Regions from separate parts of the Homo sapiens genome. Here region 2 is linked to region 1. A link is a contact called in ENCODE Hi-C or POLR2A ChIA-PET data. All regions are on one chromosome and are shown on one strand. The core of a region is the stretch at or near the end of the contact, and the rest is flanking DNA. Distances in the headings are between cores, read along the strand shown. Region 1 has its middle 44 kb from the start of AOC1. Region 2 overlaps KCNH2 (potassium voltage-gated channel subfamily H member 2).

What was found. Hi-C counts contacts between places; a loop is a spot of excess contacts on that map. ChIA-PET counts read pairs that join two places held with the same protein, here RNA polymerase II (POLR2A). Pooled maps may share reads with other maps.
Region 2: a map of naive thymus-derived CD4-positive, alpha-beta T cell shows a loop between it and region 1 (9-fold over the local background). The contact joins two enhancer-like sites. A Hi-C loop is called at or near these places in 32 of 168 maps with a recorded cell type or tissue (CD4-positive, alpha-beta T cell, IMR-90, K562 and 19 more), 3 of 37 single-sample maps with no recorded cell type and 26 of 50 pooled maps. POLR2A ChIA-PET finds 5 or more read pairs at or near these places in 5 of 52 experiments (K562, OCI-LY7, SK-N-SH and 2 more).

Annotation. Positions count from the first base shown.
Region 1 is chr7:150,893,167-150,900,405 of GRCh38, reverse strand. No RefSeq gene overlaps it. Among named protein-coding and RNA genes, the nearest start is that of AOC1, 44 kb to the right of the region's middle. RefSeq lists silencers at 1,648-1,707, 1,725-1,885 and an enhancer at 1,591-1,885. Within about 2 kb of position 1,750, at least 4 of the 41 ENCODE cell types and tissues checked have a DNase peak (open chromatin) inside an H3K27ac peak, as active enhancers do.
Region 2 is chr7:150,962,373-150,969,611 of GRCh38, reverse strand. All of the region lies in intron 2 of KCNH2 (potassium voltage-gated channel subfamily H member 2), which reads left to right. Among named protein-coding and RNA genes, the nearest start is that of KCNH2, 12 kb to the left of the region's middle. RefSeq lists enhancers at 4,658-5,267, 5,880-6,489, 3,268-6,714, 6,490-7,099, 7,100-7,239 and a silencer at 5,324-5,495. Within about 2 kb of position 3,496, at least 2 of the 41 ENCODE cell types and tissues checked have a DNase peak (open chromatin) inside an H3K27ac peak, as active enhancers do.

The DNA.
Region 1 (7,239 bases), core at 501-3,000:
TGTGATTGCACCACTGCACTCCATCCTGGAAGACAGAGAGAGACTCTGTCTCTAAAATAATAATCATAATAACAAACAGCTCTCAAACTCAGTGCATTATGACAACCAGTGTTAATTACTCTCATACTCACAGGTCTCAGATGGCTATAATTTGGCTGATCCAGGATAGGTGTGGCTGGACGGCCCTGCCTTAGGCTGTAGGTAGCCTGGGTTTGACGCAAGTTCAGGTGGTTGCACCAAGTTTGTCCTGGGGCACAGCAGAGGCTCTCTGGAGGAAGCTCTTCTTACCCTGGACTTCTGGAGTGGAAAGAAGGAGCCAGGCCATGTGGGCGCATGGAGTGCTTCTGCTAGTTCCATCCTCCAACAGCCCCAGGGCCAAAACACGTCAGGTGGTCAAGTCCAACATCAATGAGCAGGGGAGTCTATACGGGAGGAGTGTGAGTATTTGCTGAATAATAATAACCCAGACTGTCACCCGCCACCTCAGAGAGGAGCTGTGAGGACGGAGGGAGTCACTGCCTGGTTTGTGCACATGTTAAATGCTTACCCCATGCTAACTGATACGTGGAGGATGTAGGGATGGGTCAGATTCTCAAGGTCTTGATAAATCACGTTGAAAATTTTGGGAGCCATGGAGGCTTCAATCAGAAGGGTGACAGGGTTTGATCTGGATTTCAGAGCAACCCCTCTGGAAGCCGCGTTGAGGTTGGTCTGATGGAGGCGAGACTGGGGTCTCAGGGTGATGAGCAGTAAGTCATCATGGGGAAAGGAAAGATGGAACGAATTCAGGAAATGCTGGGAAGGTGGGACTCACGGGTAGATGGCAGAGGGGCTGTGTGGAGGGAAGCAGGTGCCTAGGCTCTCGGTTCTTGGCTTGGGTCAAGGGACATGATGATAGACCCTGGGCTGGGGAGCACAGGAGGAAGGGCTGGCCTGTGCAGGGGATAGAGGAGGTGATAAACCGGCTTAGACATGTGGAGTGTGAGGTTCTCACAGGACGTTTAGGTAGAGGTACAGGTCTTGGCGTGTAAGAGAAGAATATGGACATGGGACATATATTTGGGAGTCAAATCGGTTAAGGGGCAGGCAGGAAGTGAGCCCCAGTTATTGAGGTTTCCAGGGAATGGGAAATATGCTGGGTTGGCGCAGGGGAACTCCAGTGGCGCATATTCACATGTGGCTGACGTCGCCGTGAGATAGCCATCCTCATATTCTTCTTCTAAACTAAAGCCTGAAATTACTTGGGGGTGGCAAAGCCCAGCAAAAGAGCCCACCCCCAGCCTCCATGGCTAAGGCTTGGCCAATGAGTTGTAAGACAAGTGATGTCTGTGAATTCCGGCAAAGCACAGTGAAGGTAGCCATACCCTTCTCTGTCCCCTCCTCCATCCTACTGCCTGACTTGTATGAGATGGCTGGAGCTCTGGCAGTCACCGTGGACTAGGAGGCTGGGGGCTACATCCCAGGTGGAGGCCGTGAGGAGGAAGGAGGCTGCGTGCCCTAGGCCTTCATGGGGCCCCTAAGCCACTCAGGACTGTGTTTACAGAGAAACACGACTGTCTCTTGTTGAAGCCGCTGTGAACACATTTTTCTGTTCCATTCAGCTGAACTTGGTCCACAGGGAGCCATTTTGAGTCTGCCGTTCTTGGTCAAGCCTCACCCCGGGGGCATTTCCAGCCTCTGTTTTCTCCGCGGGATTAATAAGAGGCAGCCGTGCCCGGTCCAGTCGCCGCGAGGTGTTGTGCGCCACCTGGTGGTCGCGTGGCAGACAGCATTCCTCCAAGCGAGACAGCACCAGCGGCTAAAATGCAGCTATCTGCACCTCGAACCCAGCCCATCTTTTAGCCAATGACAAGCCAAGTGCCCCAGAGTCCTGCATGGCAGTGGACGCTGACAAGAACTCCAGGAATTCCAGATTGCATGGAGCTTCTCGGCTCAGGTGTGTTTTCGGAATCAACTGCGGGCAGTTTCCAAGGAGCCAGTTGGCGGTCCCTGCGTCTCCTCGTCCAGGTCGTGAACTTCTGTACTAAAGGATTCCATGTGACCCCTCTGCTGCAGACTCTGGTCTCAGAGCAATAGTGAGAGCTGGAGAGAAGGGAGGGAGATGACTCACTGCTTTACTGAGCAGGAAATTAACACCAAGGGAGCCTAACCTGGCAGCAGCCTGGAAAAATTGGTTTGCGGTGGTTTGAGCAGTGGGCAAAGTGGGTTTATGTGGGCGAGCTTATTAACACTTCCTTTTGCTGACTGCGGGTACAAGCTTGAAATGGCCAACAGTGCAGCAAATAGAGACCAAGTTGCAAAAATGAGTCTTCATCTCACTGAAGTTTGAGAAATTGCAGAGGCTCGTGGAGAGACTCCTGGTGCCAGGACACGCAGGTCTCCACCCAATCTGGCCACTCTGTGTGTGACCCGGGGCCCGTCCTCTGTCTCCAGGCTCCCCTTGCTACATGAGGTGGCCGGAACACTGCCTGGGTTTTGAGGCCAAGGGTTTGTAGGTGTTGGTGAAGAGAAGGGGCCCCCAGGCTAGGTGAGGGGACCTCAGTTACCTCCCCCTTTCCCAATCATCCTTTTCTGAGGCCACCTTCAATTGCTACCCTATCCTAAAAGGCCTCGAAAAGCAACAGGCTCTGGTGTCCCGACATCTTCTGGTTTCCTCTTCTTTCTGTGAAACAACTGAGTCTCAGCTTTTCTCATTTGCATCCCCACCTGGCAGCTGAAGAGCCGCAAACAAAATAACACCTGCTTTACATGAAGGGGAAGTGACTTGGGGCTGGAGTGAGAGGTGGGCCCGGGTCATAAGTCCTTGTTTGTTTTCTTCTTTCCTTACACTGCTTGGTGGGTTCTTCGTGGTCCTCCGCAAAGAGGGTTTGGGAATGGCGGGTGTCTCTCTCACTCGGAGCCAGCCCCTGTCTCTCTTCTGCACTGTTCCTGAGCCTGGGGTGGGTGTCTGGAGCGAATGGACTGGATTCCTCCCCAGCCCCAGGGTCTCTGTCTCTGGTGAGGGGCAGGTGGCTGTGTGTTGAACAAGCCTCTCCCTCCTCTGATCCACAACCAAACACATACAGGGATGTCCCGGGTAACTCTGGGAGTGTCCCTGTCTCTGGCCCTGCATTCTGGGGTCTGTGAACTGCAAATTGCTAGATGGAGGGATCTGCCTACCCCAAAGGGGAATTTCCAGGGAGAGGGATCTGTCCACCCCAAGGGGTGTGGCCAGGGATCCTCCTCCAGGAGATGAACCCCACAGACATGACTTTGGGTCCAAGCACCATCAATGCCATTTCCTGGGGCTGCATGGCTGGGAACCAGTTTGCCGACCAGTCGGAGCTAGATAGGGAGGGGGCAGGGCCGAAGTGGAGGTCTCCCCCTTTCCTTTCACTGCCTTTCTACATGCGGTGCTGGTCCTGGATCTGTTGTCCTGAGACTCTACACTTGTCCTCTCCCTCCTCTGCCATGTCTTGTGGGGACAGACCCCTGCAAGTGGTATCTCCCACACTTCCAGGTTCCACCCATGGGAGGCCTGAGCATGAGACAGAGGGGGCTGGACCTTCTCTCCCTTTCTCTCCAGCTGCGACAGACAGGCCCCCAGGGCTCCCAGCTTCCACTGGTGACCCGGCTGCAGGGTCTGGGAACTCCACGCCCTCCCTCTGCCCCTGCCTCTCTGGGCATTGCTGTCTCTGGAGTACCCACCCTGTTTATCTCTTAGTTCACCCATCCTCCCAGCTTCCAGTTCCCTGAAGTCCAGTGTCTCCGTGCTAAGTCTCCCAGCAGTCCCTGATTCCCAACCCGTGTGTCTTGCTGGATCTTCCTTCCCCACCTTAATCAGGCTGGCGCAGATCCCACCATAGTTTTTTGATTGTGTTTGTGTGTGAAACAGGTCTGTCAAGTTCAACCAACATCTGACATCCAGTTCAGTTTTGCCTCTCCTCCCAGCTCTGCTGGACCCCAGGTCCAAGGCTCCTACCCTGGGGAGGGGCAGGTCTGGCCGTCCCCTCCTCTCTTCCTCTCCCACACCTGCTGATGCTCCTGGGGCCAGGATGGAGGGGAGGGGGCTTGGAGGAAAAGTGGCCCCACTGGCGTGGCCATTTTTGCTTACATGGACCCTTGGGCTCTGGGTGGCTGATATGCAACACTGGCTCTTCTGCTGGATGCAGGTGTGTGTTCTTCCGAGCATCATGGACCTGGACCTGCACAGTGCCCTGATGACCTGTCCCCTGCTGTCCACCCCACAGCCTCTAACTGCATAGTTCTCCTCGTCTGCCTGGCTGCCCTCTTAGAAGGGGGTGTTACTGGATTCCTGTGGCCACCACCACAAGGTGCATAAACTGGGTGACTCAAAACAACAGAAATGTATTCTTTCATGGTTCTGGAGGCCAGAAGGTCAAAATCAAGGTGTTGGTAGGGCCACGCTCCTTCTGCAACCTCTAGGGGAGCATGCTTCCTTATCCATCTGGCTTCTGGTAGCCCCAGGTGTTTCATGGTTTGTGAAAGCATCACTGCAATCTCTGCCTCTGTCTGCATATGGGCTTCTTCTTTGAGTGTGTATGTGTCTCTCTGTGTCTTCTCTTCTTCTTATAAGGACACTGGCCATTGGATTAGGGTCCACGCTACTCTAGCGTGACCTCGTCTTAACTGATCACATCTGCAAAGACCTGTTTCCAAATAAGGTCACAGTGATAGGTACCAAGGGTTAGAACTTCAATATATCTTTTTGGAGGACACAGTTCAACCCACAACAGGTGCAGACACACCTTGGAAATATTGTGGGTTCACTTTCAGACCCCGCAATAAAGCAAATATTGCAATAAAGTGAGTTATAAAAATCCACTGGTTTTCCAGTGCATATAAAAGTTATGTTTATATTATACTGTGGCCTATTAAGTGTTCAATAGCATTATGTCAAAAATACAATGTACATACTTTAAATTAAAAAAATCTTTATTGCAAAAAAATGCTAACAATCATCTGAGCGTTCAGTGAGTCATCATCTTTTTCCTGGTGGAGGGTTCTGCCTTGGTGTTGGTGGCTGCTGACTGATCAGGGTGGTGGTTCCTGAAGGCTGGGGTGGCTGTGGCAATTTCTTAAAACAAGAAAACAATGAATTTTGCCACATCAATGGACTGTCCTTTCATAATATATTGCCTTGTAGCATGCAATGCTGTTTGGTAGCATTTTACCCAAGGTAGAACTTCTTTCAAAATTGGAGTCAATTCTCTCAAACCCTGCTGCTGCTTTATCAACCAAGTTTATGTCATATTCTAATTTTTTTGTTGTCGTTTCAACAATGTTTACAGCGTCTTTACCAGGAGTATATTCCATCTAAGGAAACAGGCAGGATGTGGTGGCTCATGTCTGTAATCCCAGCCTGGAATCATCCCAGGCCTAGGTGGAAGGATCACTTGAGGCCAGGACTTTGAGACCAGCCTGGGCGACATAGTGAGACCCTGCCTATATATAAAAAAAAAAAAGAAAGAAAAAGAACCAGGCATGGTAGCATTCACTTGTTCTAGCTATTTTGGAGGCTGAGGTGGGAGGATTACTTGAGGAGCTTGAGGCTGCAGTGATTCATGATTACATCACTGCACTCCAGCCTGGGCAACAGAGCAAGACTCTGTCTCAAAAAAGAAAATAAAAAAGAAAGAAGAAACTGTTTTCTTTGCTCATTCATAAGAAGCAACACCTCATCCATTCAAGGTTTTTTTTTGTTTGTTTTGTTTTGAGATGGAGTCTCGCTTTGTTGCCCAGGCTGGAGGGCAGTGGCACAATTTCAGTTCACTGCAACCTCTGCCTCCTGGGTTCAAGTGATCTCCTGTCTCAGCCTCCTGAGTAGCTGGGACTACCGGCACATGTCACCATGCCCTGCTAATTTTTGTATTTTTGTAGAGAAGGGGTTTCACCATGTTGGCTAGGCTGGTCTTGAACTACTGACCTCTGATGATCCGCTCACCTCGGCCTCCCAAAGTTCTGGGATTACAGGCTTGAGCCACTGCGCCTGGCTGCCAGTCATGTTTAGTCATGAGATTGCAGCAACTCAGTCACCTCTTCAGGCTCCCCTTTTAATTCTACTTCTCTTGCTATTCCCACCACATCTGCAGTGAGTTCCTCCATTGAAGTCTTGAACCCTTCAAAATCATTCAGGAGGGTTGGAATCAATTTCTTCCAAACTTCTGTTAATGTTGCTATTTTGACCTCTTCCCATTAATTACAAATGTTCTTAATGGCATCTAGAATGGTGAATCCTTTCAGGAAGGTTTTCAATTTACTTAGCCCAGATCCATCAGAGGAATCACTATCTACGACAGCTAGAGCCTTACAAAATGTATTTCCTAAATAATAAGACTTGAAAGTTGAAATTGCTCCTTGATCCATGGGCTGCAGAATGGATGTTGTATTAGTGGGCATGAAAACAACATTAACTCCTTGCATGTCTCCATCAGAGCTCTTGGGTGATTAGGTGCATTGTCAATGGGCAGTGATATTTTGAAAAGAACAGTTTTTTTCTGAGCAGTAGGTCTCAACAGTGGCCTTAAAATATTCAGTAAACCATTCTGTAAACAGATATACTGTCATCCAGGCTTTGTTGTTTCATTTATAGAGCACAGGTAGAGTAGATATAGCGTTACTCTTAAAGGCTCCAGAATTTTCAGAATGGTAAATGAGCATTGACTTCAACTTAAAATCACCAGCTGCATCAGCTCCTAACAAGAGAGTCAGCCTGTCCTTTGAGGCTTTGAAGCCGGGCATTGACTATGAATGTCTCTAGTTATGAAAGTCCTCGATGGCATCTTCTTCCAACAGAAGGCTGTCTTATTTACTTTGAGAATTTGTTGTTTATGTAGCCACCTTCATCATTGATCTTGGCTAGGTCTTCTGGATAACTTGCTGCAGCTTCTCTTTGCACTTTGATGTTATGAAGATACCTTCTTTCCTTAAACCTCATGAGCCAATCTCTGCTGGGTTCAGACTTTTCTTCTGTAGCTTCCTCAACTCTCAGCCTTCATAGAATTGAAGAGAGTTCGAGCCTTGCTCTGGATTAGACATTGGCTCAAGGGAATGTCGTGGCTGGTTTGATCTTGTATCCAAACCACTAAAATTTCCTCCATATCAGCAATAAGGCTGTTTGCTTTCTTATCATTCATGTGTTTACTGGAGTAGCACTTTTAATTTCCTTCAAGAACTTTTCCTTTGCATTCAAAACTTGGCTAACTGGTGCAAGAGACTCAGTTTTTGGCCCATCTTGGC
Region 2 (7,239 bases), core at 2,247-4,746, 67 kb before region 1:
CTGCGTTGCAGGAGCCTTCCCTGGGAGTCAGGTGACTTGGCAGGAGTTTCCAGCTTGGTTACAGACTTGCTGTGTCTGGGAGTCCTCTAGCCTTGCTTTGCGTGGACATTGTGGGGCACAGGAGCATCTGGGGGCTCCCAGCTTCACCCTCAGAGGTGGACCGAGGAGGATGGGGTGGGGGGACAGAGTCTTAGAGCTGCCACAGAGAGCACAGCTGAGGTGGGGGTGATGCCACCTGACCAGCAGCACAAGGCACTTCTATTGTTGTGACTGCACTTTGTAGTTTGCAAACTGGGGAACCATGCTTTACCGCAGGTGGTCCTCATGGCCCTGTGAAAGGCAGGATTCCTCTCCGTCACTTTATGGGAGGGAAGCTCTTGCTTAGAAAGGCTGAGGCACTTGCCCAAGTTTACCCAGCTGGCGGGTGGCCTGAGTGGGAACCCGAGCCTAGCTGTCCCCTCCCTGCCCAGCGTGGAATGCCACTGCACCAGCTCTCTTGCCCCCAGAGAGCCCTTCTGGGGCATGATGGGCTCAGGGCCTCAGGAAACTTGGATTTTAGCTGGGGTCTGCAAACCTCCATTCCTCGTTTGCTAAGTGGGATCATAGCGCCTGTCCCTGATGCACTTTGGGGTGTGAGGGTGTTCCTGGAATGAGATGACAGACACCCACAAAGCAGCGTGCGGTGCCAGAGCTCATTCTCCTCGCCATGAAGCAGGGCGTCACCTAAGTGGCTGCAGCTCCTAGCCCGTGCTGTTGCAATCGTGGGAAATGAGCCTGATCCGGGGCCTCAGCACCCCTGCTCCTATGGTGCACCCCGCCCCATCCTGCATGCTGCCTGCCTCTCCCCTTCCCTCCCTGCAGGCTGCTGCTGGCCCCGGGTCCTGCCTCTCCCCCAAATAATTGAAACCACAGCATTTGTGTTATTGCTTTTTCCTTTCTCTTTCATTTTTTTCCTTTTCCCTTTTATCTCACTCTCCAGTCTCATTACCCTCCCCATAGGCAACCGTTCAAATGTACTTACTGTGAATGTGTTGCTTGCATATGTTCTTGCAAATGTGTATTTTGTCTGGATATATGCATATAGATTTAATTTATGTAAATGATATTGTGCTATATGTTGTATTTTGGTGTTCGCTTTTCTTACTTGGGAATGTGCTTTAAGTCCAGCTGGGTTGCTGTTCGACATCTAGTCTGTAGGTGCGTATTCAGTGGCATGCGGCCGCCACGCTTCACCCACCCACTCTCCCGGGGAGGGACCCCACAATGTCTCCAACTCCCAGCCACTGTAAATGAGGCTGTAGTGAATATCCTTGGACATGGTCCCTTCTGGACTTGGGTGAGGATGTCTGTGGGATACACGCCCGGGAGTGGAATTGCTGGATCGCGGGACATGTGGACACTTAACTAAGTACTGCCATGCCTGTCATCACCCTCCTTCTCAGAGCTCGAGATTCCCATACCCGCATATCTTGGCCACTCTCGACATTATCTACCTTTCTAAATTTTGCCAATCTAATAGGTGACAGTGATTTCTTGTTGCTTTAATTTGCATTCCTTTGATTTCTGTTGAGTCTGAGCATCTCTTAGGCCTGGTAGCCTCTTGGGCTTACTTTCCCGTGAATTGCCTGCTCATGTCCTTTGCTCATTTTAATTTTGACGTCGCCGTCTTTTGTCCTTGTTGATTTGCAGGAGTTGCTTGTGTACTCTAGAGATACCAATGCATACTGTTAAACATTCAGTGTATTCCAGATTTTAATTCCTTGTTGAACTGGAAACAGATATTGCAAATATCTTCTCCCATTCAGTCTCTCTTCAATTTATCCAACAAAGATACTTAATTTTGATGCAAACAAATTCATTGATTTTTAGCTTTGTTTGTACTTTTGAAGTGTCTCAGGCTGCAGAGGGTCTCCATTTTCTTCTGTTCTCTTAATTGTTTTGCTGTTCTCAGTTAGGTCTATAATCTATCCTGAGACTACCCCGTATGTGGTGTCAAGTAGGGATCGAGTTTTATTTTTTCCATGTAATGTGCCAACTTTCCCAACGCATCTTGTAAACAGTCTGTTCTTTTCCGCTGAATTGTGGGGCAGCCTTTATCAGGTTAATCTCCCACATAGCCATGAGTCTGTCCCTGTGCTCTCTGTTCTGTTCCAAATATTTATTTACTGGCTCTTGCATTGATATAGCTTAACAAAAACCTATAGCCTTCCGTATGTCTTAGCGTCTGCTGAGGCAAATCCTCTCTCTTCATTCTGTTTTTTAAAGGCTGACATAGCTATTTGTGGATCTCCCTTGTTCTTCATAAACTTTATTTATTAATTAATTAATTTTTTCAGATGGAGTCTTACTCTGTTGCCCAGGCTGGAGTGCAGTGGCATGATCTCGGCTCACTGCAGCCTCTGCCTCTTGGGTTCAAGCGATTCTCCTGTCTCAGCCTCCCGAGTAGCTGGGATTACAGGTGTGCACCACCACATCCGGCTAATTTTTGTATTTTTAGTAGAGACGGGGTTTCTCCATGTTGGCCAGGATGGTCTCGAACTCCTGACCTCAGGTGATCCGCCCGCCTTGGCCTCCCAAAGTGCTGGATTACAGACATGAGCCACCGCGCCTGGCCTCCCTTTTTCTTCATAAACTTTAGAGAAAGTTTATTGAATTCTTGGAAAGAAAACACCCACTAGATTCTTGATTGGAATTAGTTTGGTTCTATAGATTAATTTGGGGAGAACTGACATCTTTATATTTGTCCCACTCAAGAGCCTGGATTGTCTCTCCATTTACCAGATGAGTTCTGTATTTCTTGCTAGTTTAAGGTTTTGTTCCCTTTTGCCCCGACTCCAACAGGGTTCTTGTGCCTTCTTGGTCAATTCCTGGACACTTAAGAGTTTTTGTTGCTATTGTAAAAGACGTATTGTTTTTGACTATGTTTCCTAATTGCTTGTGTAGAAAAATGCTTTATATTTTTGCGGGCTGATCTTGTATCTTGCAACCTTGCTGAACTCTCTGATCTAATTAGTTCTAATTGTTTATCTGTTGATTTCTTGGGGGTCTCTAGGCAAGTGACCCCGTCATCTGCAAATAATGCCAGTTTTCGCTGTTTATGTTTGGATCACCGTCACATGTTTTGATGCTCGAATGTTCCACCTGACTTTCTGGGGGCTTTTCATTAGCACTCGTATTTGTTTGTTGGTGCTTCACAGTGTCCTGTGTGTGTGTGTGTGTGGGGGGGGGGGAGGGGGCAAATCAATGAGGAATTATAACTCTTGGTTTAAGCTGTGACTCATGGCAGAGCTGGAATTGGGACAGGGCTTTATCAAAGCTTACCAGGCTGTCTGGGGTATGCTAGGAGCCAAGACAGAGCACAGACCTAGAAGCCTACAGGCCACTCACTAGAGGAGACCCCAGAGTGTCCCCTGGTGGACAGTGGCAGCTGTGTGCACCTTCACTGCCCTGTGGCAAGCTGTGTGTGGGGTCACAGTGAAGGGGGGCTGAAGGGGACTGAGGCTCAGAAGTCTCACACCTGGTGCAGTTCCTGCTTTTGCCGCCTTCCCTTGGGTTCCTGGGTGCTCAGCCTCTGTGTTCCATGAAAACTGATGACCAGGTTGAATTTTGCTTCATCAAAAGGCACCTTAATTCCCATGGTTGCTCCATCTGCTGTCCAGACTTGGGCTGGAGGGCACCACGGGCTTGAAATGGGCAAATTCTGCTGTGAAAGGGTGGGCTGTGCCCCTGGATCTGGAAGGGAGCTGAGAGGGTGGGGACATGGCCTGTCCCCACCTGTTATGACTGCAGATCACCACCCCTGAGTCCACCCTCAGTTCTTCTGCAACTGCCAGTCCTGCCCTGGCCTCAGGGCTCTGACTCGGATGGACGGGGAAGCCCGGCCAGTGTACAGTGGCCTTCTAGACGATGGGCATTGTTTGGACAAGTTCTCCAAGAGCAGCGTCCATGTGGGTCAGACGGAGCAGTCAAGGAAACCTTTCTAGAGGGGGTCCTAGAAGGCTGGGGAGGAGTTGGAGGGAAGAGGGGTGGGGGCCATGGGGAGCAGGAGGGAAGGGCTGAAGCTGGGGCGCAACTGCCCGGGACTCACGCGCCTGTGCAGGGAGCTGTGGAGAGCTGCTTCCTGGCATCAGCGTGCCCTTGTTTCACCTTCCCAGGCTTCTCAGCAGGAGGGCAGCGGGTGGGACTTCCAGTTCGTGCACCACCCGAGAGGCAGAGCCGGGCCCCAGAGCTTTAGAGAAGCTAGAGGACAGAGATCTTCTGAGGCATTGCTGTGGTCCGGGGCAGAGATGGCTCAGGCATGCCACATGCAGTGGATTTGGGTGGGTCTAGATGACTACAGCGGCCCCCAAGACCCTATAAATGATCCCATGGATTGCTGGCTGGGTCTCAGGCTGGAAGGGGTGGTGGAGGAGTCTGTCTGGAGATGCTGCTTCTGTGGGGTCAGGGTCTGAGCTTGGGGCCCCTCAACCTGCTGCATTTCCCAGATCCTGGAGGCAGGAGCTTAGGACTGGTCTCTCTCTCATTCAGCACACACACACACACGCGCGCACACACACACTCTCTCCCTGTCTCTGTCTCTCTCCCTCCTTCTCTCTCATTCACTGGTTGGCCTCTTGGGCTCCCTAACTCTGTCCCCTGGGCCTGCAATGTCCCTGGCCTTTCCTAGGCCCCTGGCTGCCCATGAGAGCTGTGTTAGTGACACGGTGGCCCCCTGCCAGGAGCGGCTCCTGCTGCATCTTCCTGTCGCCGCCACCAGGCTAAATATAACCTGACACTGCACAGCCCTGGGCTGCTGCTCCGGAGACAGCCTCTCTGCCTGGGGGCGGACAGGCCGACTGGAGCCCCAGCCTCCTGCCCTCAGCGTGACTTTGGGCCTGTCCTGGGCACAGCTCCTCCTGCTCCGAGCGAGGCAGGGAGGCGACTAGGGCGAGGATGGCTGCCTCCCTGAGGTCACCTTCCCTGCAGGGACCCAGCACCCCGCCTTGTTAGAATTCTGGATGCTTCCACAAAGCCATCTGTCATCTCATCTGGCACCCAGTGCAGGAATCACTTGTCCCCACAGTACCCGCAGGGAGCCTGAAGCCCAGGGAGGTGGGTGACCTGCCCATAGCCACAGAAAATAGAGGGAACGCAGGAGCCACCATGGCTGGGGTAGAGTGGCTCGGCTCCCTGGGGCTCCTCCACCTGTCTGGCTTGTTCCCTCTCCTTCCCTCTTGCCCATGCATCAAACTGGGGTCCTGTTGGATGGGTGGTTCACTGGGGGCAGGTGCCAGGCGTGTCTTGTTGGTCACGGTGGCTCAACACTTCGCAGGCACGGATGTGCTTAGTGATTTGCAGAGGACTGGGAGGAGCTGCCTGGGAAGAAGCTGTGATAGCACCTCATTTACGGAGGAGCGCACGGAGACTCTGACCCCAGAAGGTGCCTAAGGTCACTCAGGGCCATCTGCAGCCTCTTCCTCCCCACCTGGTGCTGACATGGGAGATAAGGCCTGCCCCTGCCACAGCCAAATGTGGCTCCTGCCTGGGGCCTGGCCTAGGCTAGCGGTGCCCAGAGGTGGGGAATTGGGTGGAGCCCCTGACCTCGGATGGGTTGGGATGCTGGGCAGGAACAGTGCCCCCCACCCCAGGTAGACTGCTGGGTGTGGATTGGCACCAAATGAAAGCAAGCCGGCGTTGTGTTCTGAGAAGTGATGGACACCTTCTGTGGTAGCAGGATGGCGCTGTACCTGCCACTCTGGGAATGTGTCCAGGCCTGGCTCTCCCGCTCTGCTCTGAGCTGCATGGCCTCTGGAGGCCTGCTAGGTGGCCAGCCTGCCTGCCTCACCCAGGCCATTGGGCCCAAAGGCACGGGGGTTCTAAGGAGCCATGGAGCCTGTGCAGGGATGGTTGCGTCCATGGGTGCCTCCCCTTTCAGAGGGCCCAGGAAGCAGAACTGGGCCAGGCAGGGAGAACCTTCTCACCCAAAGTAAGGTGTCTTCAGCCAGCGCTGGGGCTGAGGCTGGGGTGGGAGTGGGGTCGGGGCTGGGGCTGGGGTGGGAATGGGGCCAGGGCAGAGTGTTCTGGCATTAGCCACATGAGCCAGGCTGGCCCTGGGGCCTCTCATTGCTAAGCTCCCTCCACCCTTGTCTGCCTCTCTTCTGTCTCAAGCTTATGGTGACCTCAAGCCAGGCTCTGAGCTTCACATATCTTAGGCCATTTCACCCCTACGGCCCTAGGGGGTGGGCAGGATCACCCTGTGTTGCAGATGAGCGCCCCGGGGCTCTGGGCCGGTAAGTGACCGGCCCAAAGTCATTCTAATGCAATGTGCAGAGGCCACCTGACTCCACAGCCCATGCCCCCTCCCTTTGAGACTGGGAACCCTCTCCCCTGTTGCACCCCCTCCGCCCTCCTTGTCTGTCCTGGCTGCCCCCTGAGTGCGCCCAGTGCTGGCTGCCTCGGGAGTGTGGGCTGTGCCTGCCACGGAGTGGCTCTCAGCGGAACTGCAGCCTGCAGCAGCTGGGTCCTTCGTCTCTGCCCTGGGGAGCTGGGGCCACTGGCAGGAGCCAGGGCGAGTCGGTGGGAGAAGGGAGCAGAGCGAGGGCCTGGGGGTCTGGAGTAGGTGGCACTGGGGCAAGTGAAGGGACTCCCATCCCCCCATAACCCAGCCAGTGGTGGGATGGAGTCTGGCTGGGAGGCCTGGCTGAAGAGCTGGGAGCAGGTGATGTGGCAGTTCACCGAAGCCCCAGCCGACGCGGCAGGGTGGTTGCAGGCAGTGCCTCTGAGAGCCCAGGCCTATCTGGGGCCCCTACTTTCCTTCCTTCCACATCCCCTTGATGATCGCTAGATCTCCCCCGCCCCAGCCCCTGCCATCAGGCAGGGCTCCAGTTCACATTTTTTGAATAACCAGGCCTTTGACAGGGTTATTTTGAAAGGAAAAATTTCTTGAATCTCGACAAAGGAAGAGGGCCAGCAGTCACTCCTCTCTCTCTCTCTCTCTCTCTCTCTGTCTCTCGTGTGTGTGTGTAAGTGTGAGTTACAGGCTTGTGCTGTGAGGTGGCGTATACCTAGAGTTTCTGCGACCCTGGCAGGGGATTTTGAGATGTGGGGTCCTGGACTGGGTGGGCTTCAGAATGCCATTCTGGGCTGTCTTGCTGAGCAGCTTGAGCTGAAGAGGGGACGGGCTGCTGAGGTCTCAAGGTTGGAATTTCTGGGGCCCTGTGTTGGGGACAGTCTCCAGCCCATTCTGAAGTTTGAGTCCAT